2 separate regions of the Homo sapiens genome follow, and region 2 is linked to region 1. Evidence: read pairs that join two places in POLR2A ChIA-PET (ENCODE). Cell type or tissue: PC-9. All regions are shown on one strand. Links, peaks and the distances in the headings refer to the core of each region. The heading gives the core; the rest is flanking DNA.

What was found. ChIA-PET counts read pairs that join two places held together with the same protein. Peaks named below come from ENCODE experiments on the same cell type or tissue, not always from the same donor. Only the 100,000 strongest peaks of a DNase experiment are listed, where the experiment ranks them.
Region 2: POLR2A ChIA-PET joins it to region 1 with 25 read pairs; 5 of 35 experiments call an interaction of 5 or more read pairs at or near these places.

Annotation. Positions count from the first base shown.
Region 1 is chr1:44,725,521-44,728,325 of GRCh38, forward strand. ARMH1 (armadillo like helical domain containing 1) reads left to right here. Exons shown (of 12, transcript NM_001145636.2): 12 at 1-71. Among named protein-coding and RNA genes, the nearest start is that of RNU5D-1, 4.2 kb to the right of the region's middle. In PC-9, for the core only: no CTCF peak of the experiment used is centred there; a DNase peak (open chromatin) is centred at 1,551; H3K27ac peaks cover 715 bases.
Region 2 is chr1:45,679,721-45,682,525 of GRCh38, forward strand. The region is part of intron 2 of GPBP1L1 (GC-rich promoter binding protein 1 like 1); the gene reads right to left. Among named protein-coding and RNA genes, the nearest start is that of GPBP1L1, 5.4 kb to the right of the region's middle. RefSeq lists a silencer at 157-451. In PC-9, for the core only: no CTCF peak of the experiment used is centred there; no DNase peak of the experiment used is centred there.

The sequences.
Region 1 (2,805 bases), core at 306-2,805:
TTAGGCATCCCAGAGGGGCAGAGGAAGAGCCGCTGGCTGCGAAGAGTCAATAAACAGCCTTGATACCTGTCTGTTCTTTGTGTGTGTGGAGGGGGAAGGGAGGTCAAGTGAGAGCTATGATGCTAGATTGTGGTGCCTGTGCTCCTCAAGTTAAAAAGCAGGTCCAAGTTTAGGACGGTGGCTTGCACCTGTAATCCTAGCTACTCTGCAGGCTGAAGGAAGAAGATCTCTTGAGCCCAAGAGTTGGAAGCCATCATGGACAACAAAGCAAGACCCCATCACAAAAACAGGCCGGGCACGGTGGCTCACGCCTGTAATCCTGGCAGTTTGGGAGGCTGAGGTGGGCGGATCGCCTGAGGTCAGGAGTTCGAGACCAGCCTGGCCAACAGGGTCAAACTCCGTCTCTACTAAAAAATAAATAAAAAATAAAAAATTAGCCGGGTGTGGTGGCACACACTTGTAATCCCAGCTACTTGGGAGGCTGAGGCAGGAGAATCACTTCAACCCGGGAGGTAGAGGCTGCAGTGAGCCAAGATCACACTACTGCACTCCAGCCTCCTGGGCGACAGAGTGAGACTCATTCTCAAAAAAAAAAAAAAAAAAAAAAAGCAGATCCAGAGGGAAGGGCCACCAACACCCTAGAAGGTTCAAGGGCATAGCCTGAATAGAGGGCCTCACCTCCACTCCCTGATGGCCTATGCACCCTTTCCTCCAGAACACCCTACCTACCTGGTTTTTCTCCGGTTGTTACAGACATTAAAGGGGGTCGTTTGATCCTAATGGGTCCTTTCCTTGCCTGGAACCATTTGCACCAATAGAACAAGGCCAGGTTCCATAAAGCAGAGCAGAAGCTTTATTCATTGATCTAGGAGATAGCAACAGGAGGCAGCCAAATGCCTAGGCAGATAGGGGTGGGTCCCCAGTGAACCCCACCTTCAAACCAAAAACAGCCTGAAGGCTGAAAGACCGACTGCTGGTCCTGGATGAAACCCACAACCCAGAGTGAGAACTTCTGTTTCTGTTTGCCTGCCCTTTCCTGATTGATTCTTTCTGAATAATGCCTTTTAACCAATTGAATGTTGCCTTTTCCAATACTACCTATGGCCTGCCCTTCCCCCATTCTGAGCCCATAGAAGCCCTGGACTCAGCCATATTAGGGGGACTTTCCCACTTTCAGGTAGGGGGACCACCCCCCACAGCCACCGAAAGCTGTTTTATCACTCAGTAAAACCCCACCTTGCTCACTCTTCAATTGCCAGTGCATCCTCATTCTTCTTGGGCTCGTGGGACGAGAACTCGGGAACCAGTGCATAAGCTAGACTCCGCCAACTGGACTGAGCGGGTGGGTCGTCTCCTGCAGCAAGTAAAGGCCATCTCCTGCAGCAGGTAGCCTGGCGAGTGAGACCTGGCAGGGCATTGCTGGCCAGAGGTCCCCAGCTTGCAAAGTGACCAAGAAGAAAACCTTACATCATAGGAATGGAGGAAGGGGAGCTCATGCTCAAAGCACCTTCTCCCAGGGGGAGGGGCCTGGTAAAAAGGGAGTCTCAAGGGAACTTAGGGCAGGTAGGTGGAGACTGGGTTGAGGATTTCTGGAAAAAGGTAGGTTCTTCCAGGAGGGGCTGGAGTGTGCATAGTCTTTTTTTTTTTTTTTTTTTTTTTTTGAGACGGAGTCTCGCTGTGTCACCAGGCTGGAATGCAGTGGCACAATCTCGGCTCACTGCAACCTCAGCCTCCTGAGTAGCTGGGGCTACAGGCATGCACTACCAAACCCAGCTAACTTTTGTATTTTTAGTAGAGATGGGGTTTCACCATCTTAGCCAGGCTGGTCTCGAACTCCTGACCTCATGATCTGCCCGCCTCAGCCTCCCAAAGTGCTGGGATTACAGGCGTGAGCCACCACACCCAGCTTTTTTTTTTTTTTTTTTTTTTAGACAGGGTCTCTGTTGCTCAGGCTGGAGTGCAGGGGTGCAATCTCGACTCACTGCAACCTCTGCTTCCCAGGCTCAAGCAATTCTCATGCCTCAGCCTCCGGAGTAGCTGGGACTACAGATGTGCACCACGACCACATTCAGCTAATATTTTTTTCTTTTTTTGTAGAGATGAGGTCTCACTATGTTGTCCAGGCTGGTCTCCAACTCCTGGGCTCAAGTGATCCTCCTGCCTTGGCCTCCCAAAGTGCTGGGATTGTAGGCATGAGCCACTGTGCCTGGCCTGAGTGTGCATGGTGTTGTTTTTTCTTTTGAAGATTTCTCCTCTTCAATCCAGTCTCATTCAAGTTGGAGTGAGGCAGGGCTCCTGGTCTGGAGTCTCTCTTCTATCTGCTTTTACACCCTGCTGATTTCATCCTGTCTCAGAACTTTAAATATCATTATAGGCCAATGACTCCTACATTTCTATTTCCAGCTAAACATTTCCACCTCATCGTGTCTAAAACTGAACTCCTAATCCCGTGCCACTTTCCCCAATTCAACTCATGGCAACTCATCCTTCCTATAAAACAAAACAAAATAGTGGAGTGCTTTTTAATGTCCGTCTTTAGCACCCATATCTATTATGTCTGTTGGCTCTATCTTCCAAATACATCCAGAATCCAACCATATCTCACTACCTCTATTGTTAATACTCTGGGCTGAGCCACTATCATCTCTCTTCAACGTTATTCTGCTTTTCTCCCTCTTCCTGTTCTCTTTTCTTTTAGTTTCTTTTTTTTTGAGATGAAATGTCACTCTGTCACCCAGGCTGGAGTGCAGTGGTGTGATCTAGGCTCACTGGCACCCACCACCTCCTGGGCTCAAGCAATTCTCC
Region 2 (2,805 bases), core at 157-2,656, 950 kb after region 1:
GCCTTCTTCTACTTCATTGTTCCAAAAAAATTTCCTAAAAAGTAATTTTAGGCAAGGCACAGTGGCTCATGCCTGTAATCCCATCATGTGGGGAGGTAAAGATGGGAGGAATTGCTTGAGTCCAGAAGTTCAAGAGCAGCCTGGACAACAGTGAGAGACTCTTATCTATACAAAAAAAAAAAAAAAAAAAAATTAGCCAGGCATGCTGGCACACACTTGTATTCCCAGCAGGGCGGGGGGTGGGGGCCCAGGATGAAGCTGAGGTGGGAGGATCACTTGAGCCTAGGAGGTCAAAGCTGCAGTGAGCTATGAACATGCCACTGCACTCCAATCTGAGCAACAGAGCAAGACCCTGTCTCTACAAAATAAATAAACTTTTATCAGTTTCAGCAGCACCAAAAGGCTCTATTTCCCTATGATTACAAGTAAACAGGCTATTTGTAACATTTTCAAAACTATAGTTTTTTTAAACAAATGAGTGATTTAATAGTAGTGACTAACAGATTGAGACACGCTTTTTTTTTTTTTTTTTTCTTGAGACAGAGTCTCGCTGTGTCACCTAGGCTGGAGTTCAATGGCACAGTCTTGGCTCACTGCAACCACCACCTCCCAGGTTCCAGTGATTCTAGTGCCTCAGCCTCCAGAGCAGCTGGGATTACAGACATTCACCACCATGCCCGGCTAATTTTTGTATTTTTAGTAGAGACAGGGTTTCACCATGTTGACCAGCCTGGTCTTAAACTCCTGGCCTCATGTGATCCGCCTGCCTCAGCCTCCCAAAGTGCTGGCATTACAGTTGTGAGCCACCATGACCAGCTGAGACATACTTTTTTTTTTTAAAAAGAATCATTTAAAAGCATCTCTAAAAATCTCTTCTTAGATGAGCTTCACTTCCAATGCAAATATTAATTTTTAAGTTAGAATAGCAAATTCTGGACCTAGATGGCTCTGTCACACACTAGCTGTGTGACTTTGAATAAGTTATTTCACCCCTTTTTGTCCCAAATACCTACCTAATTTGGAGACTCTTGAATTGTTGATTAAATGAGTGAATGTATATAAAGTGTTAAGAGTAATGCCTGGATGTTGTTCCCTGCAAAAAGAAAAAAGAATAGTGCCTAGCCTACAGTGAGTATACCATAAGTGCAAATAATAAAATGCCTAATAGTTGGAGGGTAGAAAATAGGGAAAAAAATTCAGTTTTGAGAAATTTTCAGATTGAATATGCTGAGACAACTATTCATTAGTAACCAAAACCAGGAAACAAGAACACTGAAAACCCATGATACTTGGCTCAATTTTATAACAGAATAAATATACAAGTAGGAAAAAAAAAAGGCAGGAAAGAAACTACCTGGAACAGTTAATACTGAATTGGGCACCAAAGCAAACCAAACACTCCACTTTACTTAGCATCTCAAACGAGAGTAAATAAACCATAAAGTTATTCTATGTTGCCCAACAGAGAAATTGCAAGAAAATGATACAGATGAGAACCACTGAACAAACCAGAAAATAAAAATCCCCAAATACACAGAATCACCTAACAAATTTAGTCTTCTCAGTCTTCTCTATCTCCAAATCAAATCTCAATCTAAGCCTCTATATCCAACTACCAATTTACAAGGAATCAAGAAAATCTAGAATGTGGGAAACTGCAGGACAAATGACCTGGTTTCTTCAACAAAGTACAAGGAAAAAAACTGAGGAGAAATATGCAAATTAAGGCATTTAAAATGGCAGCCAATTGCAGTTTGTGGGACCTAGATCCTGATTCAAATAAATTACAAAGGTCAACAGAAAAGTAGTACCTAAGAAAGAAAAACACCCCTCCGTGTGCAACTCATCTGTGCAGATTTCACTGAATTTCACTGGATTGGTGTGTTAAAGGATGTTCATTAAAGACAACTTCTCTAATAATCATGAAGTTCTTACCGTCAGACATTATTTTAAGAATTATACAAATATTATTTATTACAACAACCCTAGGAGAAGGTACTATTATTGTTCCTATTTAACAGATGAAGAAACAGGCAAACAGTCTCATTTAAATAATTCACTCAAAGTCACAAAGCTGTAAGCAGCAAAGCTGAGATTCGAACCCAAATGGTCTGGCTACAAAGCCAACCACTGATTACCATACTATGCCATTTCTCTGTGTGCTATGGTGGAAACTATGCTTTGGAATCACAGAAAGCGGCCCAAATCTCCATCTCTATGTTACCGAAATTACTTAACTTCTTGGAACCTCTGTATATCTCTTGTAGAAGGGTTAATATCTACTTCTTTAAATAGTAAGGAATAATAAGATTACATAATTGACTCTATTACAGCATCTGAGTTTATGAAGCCCACAATAAATGGTTCCTATTGCCCTTCCTGCCATACATGGTAAGACGAATTAAAAAGTAGAAAAATTTACTAACAGCACAAAAACTGGAAAAGCTCTACTTTCAAATTAACTAAACAGCCCCAAAACCAACTTTTCTATATACTTATAAACTTTAAAGATAGCAATAATTCAGACAATAACTTTTTTATATACCAAACTTTTAAACTTAAGCAGAAACAGAGTTTGCAAGCTCAATTTAAAGTATAGCTAAACTTAACCAAATGAGATTTTTCTGGGGGAAAAAACTTACTCCACACAAATAGACCTACTGCTCAGAAAAGGGTACTAAAACTTTGTTCATTCTGGTGATTCTCTAGGCTGACCTCTGGTTAACAAAAGGCAAAGTGGTTTTTATCTTAGAAAAGGAAGGTGAACTTAATGACTTTGTTAAAATCAACTCCTTTAAGAGTAAT